Linked DNA regions of Homo sapiens: region 2 is linked to region 1. A link is a loop called in an ENCODE intact Hi-C map of the cell type or tissue named here. Cell type or tissue: Caco-2. All regions are shown on one strand. Links, peaks and the distances in the headings refer to the core of each region. The heading gives the core; the rest is flanking DNA.

Region 1 (8,336 bases), core at 156-8,155:
CAGCATGTTTTCTTTTTTTTCTTTTCTTTTCTTTTCTTTTTTTTTTTTTTGAGATAGAGTCTCACTCTGTCACCCAGGCTAGAGTGCAGTGGTACCATCGTAGCTCACTGCAGCCTCAACCTCCAGGGCTTAAGCTATCCTCCCACCTCAGGCTCCCAAGTAGCTTGGACGACAGGCACATACCATCACATCCAGCTAATTTTTGTATTTTTTGAAGAAATGGAGTTTTACCATGTTGCCCAGGCTGGTCTCAAACTCCTGGGCTCAAGCGATCCACCTGCCTCGACCTCCCAAAGTGCTGGGGTTACAGGCGTGAGCTACGGCAATCCGACACTGCTTTTTCTTTGAGTCCTCTAGACAGAAACCCCCTTTTGGACTTTACCCCTGCCCTGGCCTACCTGAGGCAGTTCTCATAGCAGGAAAATGAGAACCATGAGCCTGTAGCCCCAAAACCTGGGATCTGGCCTCAGTTTTGCTCCTAACTAGCCATGTAACCCTGACAAACCACAGAGGTGACTAGGCCTCAGTTTTTCCAACTGTAAAATGAAAAGGCTGAAACAAAAAGCTTCCTGATGACTCTTCAGATCTAAGATTTGGTGAGTCTATGGTTCTGGATACATGACTTTATAAACACTTCCCCATCCGGAATTTCTTTTGCATTAAGGAGGATTAAATTTAGCTGGAAGTAACAGTAAAGCCCCAAGAACAGATGGAGATTTTTCATGTCCACAAAGTCCAGTGATAGAAATCTTATGGTCTGTTACTGGTATGTTACTCCACGGTGTCAGTTCTATCTTGTTCTCTGTGATGACGCTTCTATTCCCAAGGCTTTCTCATCAACTCAAGACAGCCTCTGGAACTCCAGCTATTATATCCATATTCCAGCCTAGGAGGAGGGATAAGAGGACGAATAAGAAATATTAATGATCTGGCTGGGCGTGGTGACTCACGCTTGTAATCCCAGCACTTTCGGAGGCCGAGGCAGGTAGATCATGAGGTCAAGAGACCGAGACCATCCTGGCCAACATGGTGAAACCTAGCCGGGTGTGGTGGTGCATGCCTGTAATCCCAGCTACTTGGGAGGCTGAGGCAGGAGAATCACTTGAACCCGGGAGGCGGAGGTTGCAGTGAGCTAAGATTGCACCACTGCACCCCAGCCTGGCAACAGAGTGAGACTCCATTTAAAAAAAAAAAAAAAAATTAACCCTCTTTAGAAGAAGATTCCCAGAAGCTACCATGAACTTTTTTGCTTATATGCCACTGATCAGAACTTAGATGGCCACAACTCACCTGGGAAGTATAATCTTTTATTCTGGGCATCTGGGTTCCTGCAAAAATTTGGGACACTATGACTATGAAAGAAGGGTAGAGCTGGTATTGGGGGTGACTGCCTCACCTTAAATTTCTCTAGGTATGAGACTAACCAAATAAACCACTTCAGTTAGACTCTGTCCCTTGTCATGTGTCCAATCTCAGGGGTCTCCACTTTGAGTTTTGCTTCTCCAGCTCTGCAGGTGTTTTGTGGTGATTGGCCTCAACTTTTAGGCCCCTGTTTTCCATTATTTTCTCATTAGTGATGCCTGTGATGACCTAGCACCTCAATTATTCTTTGCACTTTGTAAGCCCAAAGCCTCTTTCAGTTGTTGGAGATAGTTGACTGATGTTTCGGGGTCTCCAAGACCACTACATTTAAGTGGTTTGCTAGAAAGTCTCATCGGAGGCTTTCTAGACAGGGATGTTTAGAACAAGGCTCTCTTTGGACCCAGGTAAAAACTCTCAGGATTAAGTAAGTCTGAGTTCTTCAAATAAACAAATGCCCTCTAAATAGAATCTAGTGATTGGCTGAAGCATAACTCAGCATCTAGTTATTCTTACAGTTATAATTTATTACAGTGAAAGGATACAGGGCAAAATCAGCACCAAAAAAAAAAAAGAAAGAAAAGTGTATGGGGCCAAGTCCAGAGAAAACCAGGGGGGCAAGCTACCAAGAGTCTTCTCCAGGTGGAAGTCACATAATATGTGCTTAATTTCCCCAGCAATGAGTTGTGACAAGGGATATGAAATGTTGGCCACAAGGGAAGCTCATTAGAGACTCAACACCCAGGGTTTTTATTAGGGTCTCGTCTTGTAGGCACCTTCTCCCTACCATGTACCAAAATTCCAACTCCCAGAAAGAAAGCAGATGCTCAGCATAAACCACACTGTACAGTCAAGACATGGTGAACCACTCTTATCAGTTTCAGAAATGGTGGGAACACTCTGGAAAGCCAAGTGCTCAGATACCAGCCAAGGGCCAACTTTGCAATTAGGCCTTTCTAACTAAAGATCAGCAGCCATCTCGGACCTGCTGTTAACTCTTCTCTGCATACCTGGTGAATGTGTGCTGTCGCTATAAAAGAATTTCAGATTTTGGAACCAGAGTCAGTGATGCTGGGTTTGAATCTCTTTCCATCTATTGATAAGGTAGGAATCTTCTACCTGAGACCTCAGCTCCTGTCGGCTGGCCCCCAGTGTACCCCTATCCTCTCCAGGCAGTGGTGACAACCCCTAACAGGTTGTTAGCCAGAGTGTTCCCAGACTGAACTGAGGGTTGGGCTGCTTGTTCTCATGGCCCAGTAATGAGATGCAGATAAACTGGGAAAGAAGAGAGTTTATTTCTGTAACCCGGTACAGGCAGAAGGCCAGGAAAATATCACCAGACCGACTCATATTTACAAAGTTTTCCAGTGCTTATATGAAGCTATATGTCTACATGTAAGTGTGGATTCATCAAAAGACACAAGTGACTGATTCCCTGTAATCCATAACTAAGATCTGAGTCCTGGAGACCTTCCTCCGGAGCCTCAGTAAGTTTATTTAATCTAGATGGGTCCAGGTGCTGGGGGTGATTACCCTTATCTTGCCTCCCGCTGAGTTATGGCGGTCTGGGGAGTTCTTTGCTGACCCCTAATAAAACGTGTTTAATCCTAAACGTGGGTACGAGGAATGTAAGAATTTCTTTGTTATCTTGTCATGCTTCAAGGCCCAGGAAAGGCCTAGGCAAGACTCTTGGTGGCTTTTGTCACATTCCAGCCTTTGTGTAAGGACACTGGCTCTTGCAGCCTTTAATGTTTAACCTAAGCACTCAGTCAGTGCTGAAACAGTTGTCATGGAGGCCTGCCTGTTTAGCTATTCGTGAGACCTGGCCTGCCACAAGAGGGGTTGAGTCCCAACCTTCTCCATATCCCCTGCAGGCCGCACAGGGTACCTGGGAAATCCCAAGTACGGACTCTCATACTCGATCACTTACAGAGTCAGGTAGAAACTTACATGTGTGGACACTGCGGTGCATGGACAACACAGGCCCTTTTCAAGGTTCCTGTGCGTGAATGCAGATGGAGGCTGGAGCTTTTGACTTTTTAAAGAGAAGTTGGAAATCCAGGTTTTTGTCTAAAAACACTCAAATTTTAAATGTTTGCTCAAGTTAGCAAATAGAAAACCCAACAGCAACCACCAAAACACTATATGGCCCAAAGAATTTTTGACTCAAGTAATTTAGGTCATGCAGACTGTCCTGGGCCAGGAAGCTGCCTGCCCCCTGCTCCCTGGAAGTGTTCTTCCTGGCAGGGATGTTTAGGACGAGGCTCTCTTTAGACCCCGCTAAAACCTCTCAGGATTAAGTCTGGGTTCTTACAACAAACAAATGTCTTCTAAACAGAGCGAGAGAATCTAGTGGTTGGCTTTGAGGTGCATTTAATTCTTTTTTTTTTGAGATGGAATCCCCCTCTGCTGCCCAGGCTGGAGTGCAGTGGCACAATCTTACTGCAACCTCTGCATCCAAGGTTCAAGTGATTCTCCTGTCTCAGCTTCCCAAGTAGCTGGGACTACAGGTGCATGCCACCACACGTGGCTAATTTTTGTATTTTTAGTAGAGATGGGTTTTGCCATGTTGCCCAGGCTGGTCTCAAACTCCTAACCTCAAGTGATCTGCCCGCCTCCACCTCCTAAAGTGCTGGGATCACAGGCTTGAGCCACTGCGCCCGGCCAGGTTCATTTAATTCTAAACTACACTATAATTTTGCAGTTATGATCAGTATTATTAATAGTAAGACAAAGGCTTTCAGTCATACAGAGGCCTGGACTAAAATGGACTGGCTTTGTGTACTTTTAAAATCCCTCCCAGTATCTAGCACAGTGCCTGGTATGTAGTAATTGCTCAGTGTGTGTCTGAAGAATGAGTGAATGATGAGTGGATAGATGAATGGCTCTTTGCTTTGCTCATGGAGAAGACTCTATCCTGTGAATTTAGGCTGAGGGACAAGGCAGAAGTCTTTGCGAAGCAATACCTAAAAGAAAGCGAGGCTTCAGTGTTCGTTCAGAGACTAAGTTGCAATAATTCACGTTTAGGTGGTGGTTTCCTTCCTATGTGGTGGTTGTTGCTTTTTGTTGAGATGTTCGTTTTGATAAATAAGAGTTCTTTTTTTTTAGACAGGGTCTTGCTCTGTCACCCAGGCTGAAGGGCAGGGGTGCAATCATAGCTCACTGCAGCCTGTCCACTCAGGCTCAAGTAATCCTCCCATCTCAGCCTCCCAAGTAGCTGGGACTACAGTGCACACCACCATGCCTGACGAATTATTAAAACATTCTCAGTAGAGATAGGTCTCACTATGTTGCCCAGGCTGGTCTCAAATTCCTGAGCTGAGGCGATCCTCCTGCCTCACCTTCCCAAAGTGGTAAGATTTCAGGCATGAGACACCACTCCTGGCCAATAAAATTGTTCTTAAGCCCTGAACTATTAGCATATAACATAGTGCTAGGAGCAGAGTAAGTGTTTAATAAATTGTAGTTGTTGTTATTCTTTTTTTTTTTTTTTTTTTTCCTGAGACACATACTTGCTCTGTTGCCCAGGCTGGAGTGCAGTGGCGCGGTCTCAGCTCACTGCAACCTCCGCTCCCCGGGTTCAAGCGATTCTCCTGCCTCAGCCTCCAGAGTAGCTGGGACTACAGGCGCAAGCCACCGCACCCAGCTAATTTTTGTATTTTTAGTAGGGATGGGGTTTCACCGTGTTGGCCAGGATGGTCTCGGTCTCCGGACCTCGTGATCCGCCCGCCTCGGCCTGCCAAAGTGCTGGGATTACAGGCGTTTGTTATTCTACTTTTAATGAAATTTAGTCATCTTTTAGCTAAAAAAGTGGCTGGTTTAGGGGCTATTTTTAGAGGATTGCTGCCCCCTAGTGGATGATATGAAAGATACAAGAATTTGAGGCCTCTTGGCCTCGCCAATTCCACAAATTTGTACTTTATTGAGAGGTGGAGGGTGAGATAAACATGGCACGGTCCTTATCCTCCAGGAGCCTGTAGAAAACCACAGAGCTACTGGGACTTTGGAGATGTTAGTTCTCAAGCCCTGATCCTCAGAATTCTGGTAGGAGGGGTAGGAGTGGGATGGAATTGTTGTGAGGAAAACTCCTTAAAAATATGCTAATGGAGAAAATTTTTCGTTCAAATCTTCCTTCCATAAATTTTTCTTAGACATTAGATATCTGCTACTGTTTACTCTAATAGGTGCTGCAAAATAAATAACTAGGCCGGGCGCGGTGGCTCACGCCTGTAATCCCAGCACTTTGGGAGGCCGAGATGGGCGGATCACAAGGTCAGGAGATCGAGACCATCCTGGCTAACACGGTGAAACCTCGTCTCTACTAAAAATACAAAAAAAAATAGCCGGGAGTGGTGGCGAGTGCCCGTCGTCCCAGCTACTCGGGAGGCTGAGACAGGAGAATGGTGTGAACCCGGGGGGCGGAGCTTGCAGTGAGCCGAGATCACACCACTGCACTCCAGCCTGGGCGACAGAGCAAGGTTCCGTCTCAAAAATAAATAAATAAATAAATAATGAATGACTAGTAAATACCCCCAATGAGGCAGCAGATGCTCACACTTAGTTGGATGATGCTTGTGAACGCGTATGTTCACAGCAGTGAAATTCTATTGTGCTTTGCAGTATATAAATTTAATGTTACTCAACAAGTTAAACTTAATGAAAGGGAGACTTATGCGCTGAATCACAGCTTGGATGATGGATAAAAGCAAACCTTCCCGCCCGCCCCAGTGTATCCTAAGCTGTGACTTCCTAGGTCTCCTCCTCCAGGCCAGGATGGGAACTGGGCTCAGCCACCCGTCTGCCTGGAGCCATCAGCTCATTGGTTATTTGTGGAATTTCTAGGGTGAGTGATCTGGCCTGGTTTAAACATAGGCATCTTTTAGGAACAAATCTAAACAGTAGGAGGCCACGTGTGGTGGCTCATGCCTGTAATCCCAGCACTTTGGGAGGCTGAGGTGGGAGGATTGCTTGAGCCCAGGAGTGTGAGACCAGCCTGGGTAACATAGTGAGACCTCATTTCTAAAAAAGAATTTTTTAAAATTAGCTATTGAAGTTGTTCACAATATGTTGTGGTAGCACTTTGAGATATTGACCCATTTCCTTTTCATATTTCCCTTTGCCCCAGTCCTCCCATTCTGGCAGAGTGGACTCTGGGCCCACTATTTCAGTGAGGCTGTGGTGGTGTGAGTCAGAGCCAGCTTGCAAACTGTTCTAGTTTTTGTGTACCCAGAGCTAAGCCCATAGTCGAAGTCTGGGGTTTGTGGGAGTGTCTTAGTCCATTTTGTATTGCTATAACAGAATACCATAGATGGGGTGACTTACAAAGAAAGGAAATTTATTTTACATGGGAGGTTGGGAAGTCCAAGATAGATCAAGTGCTGGTATCTGGTAAAGACCTTTGTGCTGTGTCATCCCCTGGTGGAAGATGGAGGGGCAGAGAGTATAAGAGAGCAAGAAATGGAACTCACAGCCTCAAGGTCTTTTATAACTGACATTAATCCATTCACAAGGGCTCTGCCCTCATGAATTAAACACCTCCCACTAGGCCTTAATTTTCAAAAGTGTTGTATTAGGGATTAAGTTTCCAACACATGAACTTCAGGGGGCACATTCAAGTCATAGCAGGGCGTAAGTGAAGGAACACCGGGAATGGATAAGATTTCTTGGCCAAAAGCAAAAGGGAGAATAAGGCTTCCCTCCTCATACTTGAGAAGGATTCTCCCATGCTGAGAGAGAAGGAAGGGAGGCCTGTGGGAGCTTTCTGCAGTCCATAGGTAAGGGGCCAGTAAAGGAATGGCTGCAAAGGTTCACACAGATTTGAGGTCCCCAGTGTGGTCTGTTAGAGTATGGGGGGTGGGTGCTGACTATGGTCACGTTAGAAGGAATCTGTGTGGATAGATGTCCCCCTCCCCAAACACCTTGGTTCTGAGAAGACATCCTAGAGTCTTGATTCTGGAAGAAGAATGGGAACCCCAAGAAAGACTGAGGTTATGTTTCTCTTGAGTTTGGCACAATAAGTTCTCAGAAGAAAAACAAGGTGAAATTTGGGAAATAAAGTTGTTTTTCTCAAAGACCTGAGTTGAAGGCGTGGATGCATGTCCACTCCATAGTTGAGGAGGTAGACAATGTGAGGAAAATACTTTTCGTTCTTTTATGATGAGCCAAGGAAATAAGCTAAAGTTACTTCTCAGTCAGGTGGCGCAGTCAGAATAGGAGAGCTTTCATTCTGGACGTCTCATTCACCCCAGCCCTCCAGATAAGCAGACATGTTTAGGCATCCTTAAAATTTTTGATGTAGTAGGGAGAAGAGAGAGGTGCTCCTTGCCACATCGCCACACCAGGGCCCCAAGTTGGGGCTAGTGCATTCTTCAGGCCATGTGTCCTGGAAAATGAGGGGTTTGAGAGCTGACAGCAGGATAGCTCAGGCCCCCAGCGTTGCTGCAGCCAGCTGCTTGGTGATGCCCTGGAGTCAGGGAGAGCTGAATCAAGGTCCTTAATCCCTCTGTGCGGTGACAGTCCCCAATGTAGAAAAGGGCAGTGTTCTGGGATGATTGTTAGCCCCTTATTTGGAATTGAGGATGCAGTTCTCCAGATCTCCACCCCTCAATAAAAAAAAAATCAGTGCTGACTGTCACTGTGCTGTTTTTTATTGATTTTGTTATTTGCTTATAAGGGTAGCTTTCATACACAGAAAACACAATTTATGGTGACTGGTTTTTAAAATTAATGTTTGATTAAAGTTACAAATTACAAAACCTTAAGTATAGAAGTTCAACTTAAAAATCTTACGACTCTACTACATCTATAAATATACAAATCTACTTATTACTTTATAGCAAAATTTATAATCACTTGTAAGCTTTTGATTGTCTAGTGCCATTTGTAAACTTAATTAAATTTCTTTAAATGCTCTAAATTCCATTTATAAATTTAATATATTTATAACAATATACTATGCTAATTTGTAATACATTATA
Region 2 (8,336 bases), core at 141-8,140, 78 kb before region 1:
GGATATTTCAGGGTCAGACTGCCTGTGTTCAGATCCCAACTATACCATTTATTGACTGAGATGTTGTCAACCTACATAGATTCTCAATTTTTCTCTTCTGTAAAGTGAGTGACATTTATAATAGTAATACATATCTTATATGGTTGTGTGACAAATATGTTAGGTACACTGATCATCTAGTAAAAATTAGCTGTGGTTATTCTCTTTTGAGCAAAATACAACGAAAGGTTGCCTCATTGTGTTCTTCATGGTCTTTTGCAGCCTGGCGCTATGTGGGAGCCGTCGGAGGCTTCCTCTTCATTGGCATCCAGCTCCTCCTGCTCGTGGAGTTTGCACATAAGTGGAACAAGAACTGGTGTGTGCCTTTATGGAAAGCTTCCCATTGACTCACAGAAACTGCCCAGTTTTGACCAAGGCTGTACTCAACTGCATTGCTAGGGATTTGCAGTTTTGTTTCCCTTTATACCTGCTTTTTTGTACCTCTTCATTTACTCCTCTCCTTCATTCACTTCTCACTTTTTGACCCCCTGCCCCTACTCCCTTGCTTGGGCTCTGAGTCAACCAGTGGTGTGAATTAGCCACACTCAATCCCCTGCTCGTACGGGTCTCGATCTCCTGACCTCGTGATCCGCCCACCTCGGCCTCCCAAAGTGCTGGGATTACAGGCTCGAGCCACCGCACCTGGCCTTGCTGTGTTTTTTTAACAGACTCTTGCTTATAAGAATCTAGAAAATGTGCTCATTGCTCTTAATAGAACAACTAAAGTACCTTTTCTTCCCTTTTTCATTTATCTCTTTGTAAATATCTTGAGAAGGAGATGATCCTAAAAACAGTAGGATAGAAAGGTCATGGGCCTGGCAACCAGGAGATGCAGATTTCAGTACCCTTTTGTTTTCTTTTTCTTTTATTATTATTATTATTATTATTATTATTATTATTTTTGAGATGGGATCCCACTTTGTCATTCAGGCCGGAGTGCAGTTGTGTGATCATGGCTCACTGCAGCTTCGATTTCCCAGGCTTCAGTGATTCTCCCACCTCAGCCCCCTGAGAAGCTGGGACTACAGGCATGTGGCACCACACTTGGCTAATTTCTTTTTTTGTTTGCTTGGTAGAGATGGGATTTCGCCACGTCGCCCAGGCTGATCTTGAATTCCTGGGTTAAAGAGATCCTTCTGCCTTGGCCTCCCAAAGTACTGGGATGACATTGTGTTCGGCTTCAGTGCCCCTTTTAATGCTTGTTCTCACTGTAGAGCTCATCAGTCGGCCCCTCTGACCTCCATTTTCACACTTAAATAATGTGTTTGGACTAACTGGTGTGTTCTTTTTTTTTCCTTTCTAGCTCAAATTTTGTGGTTTACAGTGTCAATTCTCTATTAGAATTGAAACAAAGGGCTTTAGGTGTCGAGTGTAAAGACTTTTTTTGGATTTTTAGTGGGATGGGAGAGCACCAGAGGGCCTTAAAAAGGGAGGAATATAATCTGTTTTAAGTGCAGAAAGGTGAAAAGGTGTCAGGGGTGCAAGTAAGGAGGTCAGGGGGAGTCAATCCAGGTGAGGGAGGAGTAGTCTGGAACTAAGTGGTAGCAAGGAGCTGGATCCTCCTATGTTCCAAAGCCAGCTCTGGGTGGAGGTGGGTGGGGGAGGGGAGAGCAGCAAGAAGCTTCCAGAGTGACCACAGTTCTTTTGTTCTTTTCTTTTCTTTTCTTTTCTTTTGAGACAGAGTCTCGTTCTGTCGCCCAGGCTGGAGTGCAGTGGCACAATCTCGGCTCACTGCAAGCTCCGCCTCCCGGGTTCGTGCCATTTTCCTGCCTCAGCCTCTCAAGTAGCTGGGACTACAGTCGCCTGCCACCATGCCCGGCTAATTTTTTGTATTTTTTAGTAGAGACGGGGTTTCACCGTGTTAGCCAGGATGGTCTCGATCTCCTGACCTGGTGATCCGCCCACCTCGGCCTCCCAAAGTGCTGGGATTACAGGCGTGAGCCACTGCACCCGGCTTCTTTTCTTTTCATTTCATTTCATTTCATTTTCTTCCTTCCTTCCTTCCTTCCTTCCTTCCTTCCTTCCTTCCTTCCTTCCTTCCTTCTTTCCTTCCTGCCTTTCCTCTTCCTTTCCTTTTCCTTTTCCTTTCCTCTTTCTTTGCTTTCCTTTCTTTCCTTTCCTCTTTCTTTCTTTCCCTCTTCCCCTAACAATGGGAAGTTGGAGTTGCTGTTTTCTGAGGTTGGGATAATTGCACAATAGCAGGTTTGGGGGATGGAGGAATGGGGGTGTCAATATCAGGAAGTTAGCCTTAGCCTGGATGTGCCAAGTTTGAGATACCAGTTAGACCTTCAAGTGGGTCTCCAATTGTTAAATGAACAAGGGGATAATATAAGTGACATTCAGGGGAAAGGTTAGGGTTGAAGATTTAACTTTGGGATGGACTGTAAACATAAATTAACTGAAAGAAAGTCCTTCATATTCTAATAACATAACCAAAAAGACTAGTGAATAGAAGCGTTGGTCGTCTCCCACGCACAAACCAGTCAGCAGTGTTTACCTTTTTCTGTATAATTCATGCTGTCTCCCCATCATCCATTATTATTTGCTCTTAGATATTTTTTTCCTTCTTAAAATCCCATTTTTCTCTCATTTCCTTTGTATGCCTTTTATGTTAGAATAATTCCAAGGTCATTGGAGTGTCTGGCACAGTTTCAGGAATATGACGGTCATTATCATTTTGGCCTTTCCTCCCTATTTTCTTTGTTTCTGGTTGCAGGAACTTTTTCATCATTAAAACATTTTAGCTGGGTTGCTTGAACACTTTCCAGTTTTGTGAGGGCATAAAGCAAGTTGCTTTTTCTGTGAGGTTTGGGAGAATGTGGTTACAAAGAGCAATTTAATCATAAGGCAGATGACAATGATTCATTCAATTCATTCTCCCTGTTCTGTCCTCTTCATTTAGCATTTATAGATACTTTTTTTTGTTCTGAACAATTTCCCTTTTTGTGTGAGACAGGGTCTTGCTCTGTTGCCCAGGCTAGAGTGCAGTGGCATGATCTGGGCTCACCGCAGCCTCTGCCTCTGGTGTCCAAGCGATTCAGCCACTCAAGTAGCTGGGATTACAGGCATGCACCACCACGCCCGGATAATTTTTGTATTTTTGGTAGAGATGGGGTTTCGCCATGTTGGTCAGGCTGGTCTCGAATTCCTGACCTCGTGATCTGTCCGCCTTGGCCTCCCAAAGTGCTGGGATTACAGGCATGAGCCACCATGCCCTAATTTATTTTTTAATTGACATATTGTAATTGTACATATTTATCGGGTTCATTTTGACGTTTTGATACATATATGTTATATAGTAATCAAATCAAGGTAGTTGGCTATTCATTACCTCATGGATTTATCATCTTTTTCTTTCTTTCCTTTCTTTTTTTGTCTTTTTTTTTAAAGAGACAGGGTCTCACTCTGTCACCCAGGCTGGAGTGCCGTGGCGCAGTCATAGCTCACTGCAGCCTTGAACTCCTAGGCTCAAGAAATCCTCCTGCCTCTGCCTCCCAAGAAGCTGGCTAATTAGCATGTCCAGCTAATTTTTTTGTTTGTTTTTTGTTTTGGTTTGGTTTTTGGTTTTTGTAGATGGGGTCTTGCTCTGTTGGCCAGGCTGTATCATTTCTTTGTGTTGAGAATCTTCAAAAGCCTCTCCTCTAGCTGTTTTGTAATATACAATACCTTACTGCTAGCCATCATCACCCTACCATACAGTTGATCACCAGAATTTATTCCTATCTATTTAACTTTTTTTAATGTCAAATTTTCCTTTACTATTCCCTGATACTATTTTAGATAAAGAAGCAGCACAGTTACAGGTCCTTCTCTTCAGTACAGGGAATAAAGAGCTAAGGTCAGCCAGTATGGCTCTTAGTAAAGGTAATTCTCTTTCCTCCCTAAGAAGATGGCATCAGAGCTGCTGGCAACACTTTGTTTCTGTTTTTAAAAGTTTATTTATTATTATTATCAAACATTTAGGGCCAGGCACAGTGGCTCATGCCTGTAATCCTAGCACTTTGGGAGGCAGAGGTGGGTGGATCACGAGGTCAGGAGTTCAAGACCAGCCTGGCCAAGATGGTGAAACCCCGTCTTTACTAAAAATACAAAATTAGCCCGGCATGGTGGTGGATACCTGTAATCCCAGCTACTAAGGAGGCTGAGGCAGAGAATTACTTGAACCTGGGAGGCGGGGGTTGCAATGAGCCAAGATCACACCACAGCACTCCAGCCTGGGCGACAGAGCAAGACTCTGTCTCAAAAAAAAATAAAATAAAAAATTTAGACAGGGTCTTACTCTTGCCCAAACTGGAGTGCAGTAGTACAGTCATGGCTCATAGCAGCCTTCATCCACCCGAGCTCAGGTGATCCTCCTACCTCAGTCTCCCAAGCAGCTGGGACTACAAGTTTGCACCACAACATGCTGCTAATTTTTGTAGAGACAAGGTTTTGCCTTGTTGCCCAGGCTGGTCTTGAGCTCCTAGCTTCAAGTGATTCACCTGCCTCGGCCTCTCAAAGTGCTGGGATTACAGGTGTGAGCCACCTCTCCTGGCAGCACTTTGGAGTAGAGACTATGGCGCTTCGGGGCTCTGTGTTTATGGAGAAAACTTGGGGAAGCCCAGTGAAGAGCCACTTTTTTCATCCTGCCAAAAACTGACCCACGGTGGTTCATAGTCAGAATGGAGAAGCTAGAATAAAGTCTGTAGGTAGCTAAAGGAAATAAAGAGTCTCAGGACTGCTCAAACTCATTACACCAAATGGAGAGTTAAGCCTGGAGACACAGTCATGTGACACTGCTGTCTCCCCCCACCTGCCCATAGATAGCTGTGACTTCCCAACCTTGTGTCAAAGGACTACACATTAGCTAGATCTCTACAGAAGGCAAAAGGCCCCATGCAACCCGGATGGCTGCCCTCAAATTGCTCATAAGTAAATTCTCTGCTTGTCCCTAAACCTTTCAAGATGTGTATCTTCCCATAAAAAAGGACATGTCAGCTGTAACTTTAGGTCTGCGACCTAAGTCTAGCTCCCTGTCCATGGAATTGCAGTCTGTTACATTTCACACTGACAATGTCCATTACAAGCTTATCTTCCCAGGTGCAGAACAAAGACAGGACAGCAGTCATTTCTCTGCTTACCCTGAGACTACATAATTAACTCTTCCTTTACTCCCTTTTTGAATGTTGATCATATCTCTTGTATAGCAGGGTTTACTGGGCACTAGTTAAAATCTCAGGGGAATGTCACGTTTGCCTCACCACCTGCCCCCTTTTCCTGCGTGCCTTCTCCCCTTTAAAGAAATGGGTAAATACTGAGCCTTCTGCAACCTCTTTGGGAGCACCAGCCACAGAAGATTCTGTGACTTGTGTGCTTTTAGGTGCACCCTCAGACCTCTGGCTCAGTACACCTCGGCTGATTGAGACTGTTGCCTCAGTCTCTCATTTGGGTTGACATTATTCATTTTAATGAATGAATACATTTGTCGCAGAAAGTGGAATTCTCTCATTGTTGAGAGAAAATTCTCAGCTTGAGTCAAGAAGTTTCCATATTTACCAGAACCTTCTAGCTTTGATGAGCATAATCACTGCTAAAATAATGTGTCTTCTGAGCAGCTGGGTACCAGTGCCTGTGGCCTGTAGCATTAGTTACTGCCTGAGGGATGGTGACTGTTACCGCAGAATGGTGGGCTTCGTTGACTTGTCTTCTCTCCTCTCCCTCTTACCCACTTCCCGGAGAAACAGGACAGCAGGCACAGCCAGTAACAAGCTGTGGTACGCCTCCCTGGCCCTGGTGACGCTCATCATGTATTCCATTGCCACTGGAGGCTTGGTTTTGATGGCAGTGTTTTATACACAGAAAGACAGCTGCATGGAAAACAAAATTCTGCTGGGAGTAAATGGAGGCCTGTGCCTGCTTATATCATTGGTAGCCATCTCACCCTGGGTCCAAAATCGTAAGCATGTTTTTTTCCATTCTTCGTTACTTATATTTTCCTAAGTGTCTTTGAGCAAACCCAATGGCTTTTTTTGTTTTGTTTTGTTTGTTTGGAACTAGTGTATTCCTTAACTTACTGTGGATGTGTCAGCAGTAGGCAAGGTGGGGCTCCAGTCTCTTCATATCTCATGCTCGAGCTGTGATAGCCAAGCATTTCTCATGTCGAGAAAGACCTGAACGTAACGAAGTCAATGAATAGGAAGATACTGCCTTTGCTAAATAATGTACCACAAAGAGCCTTTAAATGGGAAATGCCTTCCGTGTATATCAAGATCAGGTGTTTATGAGCTTGCCTACAATCTCTGTGTAAAAGTTGAATGAAAGGGCCGCAGAAGGGGTTGGTTCTGGGGTCATCTTTCACTCAAGGCTGTGGACAGTGTGGTCTGGGAGTCAGGAAGCAGGACATCCCATCCCAGCTCAGCCAGCAGCTGGCCCATGTGCTAACCTTCCTTAGACCCAGGTTCTTCCTCAGTAAACTCAGTGGAAACATGTGAGCCTGACCTTGCTCATTGTTGTTTCAAAGCCGGAAGGAAGAGACAGTGGGATCTGAAAGTGCTTTAGGAAGTATAAATGTGAATTGCCATTTATAAACTACTCTTGGTTTCTTAAGCCAGGGTATAGTGTCTTTGGGCTTACAGTGAGATGTCCCTGGTCTGATTTTTTTTGTGGGTGTCGGACCCTATAGGTGATGAAAATGCACATGACATTCAGGTTCTAGGTAGGAAAATACAGGCAATAAATGTACAGCCCCCTTGAATCATTTCTAAAATAGTGGTTTAAAAAGGCAACTAGTGGTCGGGCGCAGTTGTTCATGCCTGTAATCCCAGCACTTTGGGAGGCTGAGGCAGGCAGATCGTCTGAGGTCAGGAGTTCAAGACTAGCCTGGCCAACTTCGGGAAACCCCGTCTCTACAAAAAAATACCCAGAAAATTAGCCAGCCATGGTGGGACACGCCTGTATTCCCAGCTACCCGGGAGGCTGAGAGGCAGGAGAATTGCTTGAACCCGGGAGGCGGGGCTTGCAGTGAGCCAAGATCCCACCACTGCACTCCAGCCTGGGTGACAGTGAGACTCTGTGTCGAAAAAAAAAAAGGCAACTAGTCACAAATAATTTGTTTTCTTCTATTAAAAATTTTAAGACCATTATTGAAATTGAGAGTATTATTCTCCTAATCCCTTTAATTGATCAGTTAAGAGTTCCTAGAACAACTTGATATTCCGATTAAAATCTTTGGGTTAAGTCCTACCTTTTGAAATAGGGATAATGTTTTGAAATACTTGGTTTAATACCATTAGGTGCTAAGGAAAATCTTATTCCCTTGCCAAAGAGCAACATTATAACAGGGTCTATTTTATGTCTTTATTGGTAATTACAATTTAATAATGATAATTTTGGAAACAAATTTGACCAAAGGGAAGACTGAGTAAAAACTGCATCCTTTTATGTCGGCAAGTGGTCGAAAATTTCGCAGGAAAGAAAGAGAGATCCCTTATCACATCCTGGTTACTCTGAAGGATCTGAACCCTTAGTTTCCTTGAAATATTATAACTTTCAAAAAATAACAGATGGCTTGTGAAGTTTCAGAGAAAAATGAACACTTATACACTGTTGGTGGGAATGTAAATTAGTTCAACCATAGTGGAAAGCAGGGTGGCAATTCCTCAAAGACCTAAAAACAAAACTATCATTAGGTCCAGCAATCTCATTACTGGGTATATACCCAAAAGAATATAAATGGTTCTCACATAAAGACACAGGCATTCACAATAGCAAAGATATGGAATCACCGACATGCCCGTCAATGGTAGATTGAATAAAGAAAATGTGGTACATATACACTATGGAATCTATGGAATACGGTGTAGCCATAAAAAGGAAAGAGATCATGTCCTTTGCAGGAACGTGGATGGGGCTGGAGGACATTATCCTTAGCAAACTAACACAGGAACAGAAAACCAAATACCACATGTTCTTGCTTAAAAGTGGGAGCTAAATGATGAGAACATGTGGACACATAGAGGGGAACAACACACACTGGGGCCTATCAGAGGGTGGAGGTGGGAGGAAGGAGAGGATCAGGAAAGATAACTAATGGGTACTAGGCTTAATACCTGGGTGACGAAATAATCTATATGACAAACCCCTGTGGCAATTTTCCCCTTACAACAAACCTGCACATACACCCCTAAACCTAAAATAAAAGTTAAAAATAAATGAATAAATAAATAAATAACCTTAAAGCCATTCTCCCAGTGAATGCTGAGCCCCATAGCCTTCCTCTTTAGCCAAGAGCAGTTCTTGTATTCTGTCCCCAAAAGCTT

The links. Hi-C counts contacts between places; a loop is a spot of excess contacts. Peaks named below come from ENCODE experiments on the same cell type or tissue, not always from the same donor. Only the 100,000 strongest peaks of a DNase experiment are listed, where the experiment ranks them.
Region 2: it touches region 1 in a loop (6-fold over the local background); 8 of 110 quality-filtered maps call a loop at or near these places.

Annotation. Positions count from the first base shown.
Region 1 is chr5:80,088,771-80,097,106 of GRCh38, reverse strand. No RefSeq gene overlaps it. Among named protein-coding and RNA genes, the nearest start is that of THBS4-AS1, 9.3 kb to the right of the region's middle. In Caco-2, for the core only: CTCF peaks have their summits at 3,199 and 5,179 (motif pointing left); DNase peaks (open chromatin) are centred at 2,466, 3,066 and 5,163.
Region 2 is chr5:80,166,973-80,175,308 of GRCh38, reverse strand. SERINC5 (serine incorporator 5) reads left to right here. Exons shown (of 12, transcript NM_001174072.3): 5 at 262-355; 6 at 5,763-5,974. Among named protein-coding and RNA genes, the nearest start is that of SERINC5, 85 kb to the left of the region's middle. In Caco-2, for the core only: no CTCF peak of the experiment used is centred there; a DNase peak (open chromatin) is centred at 4,848.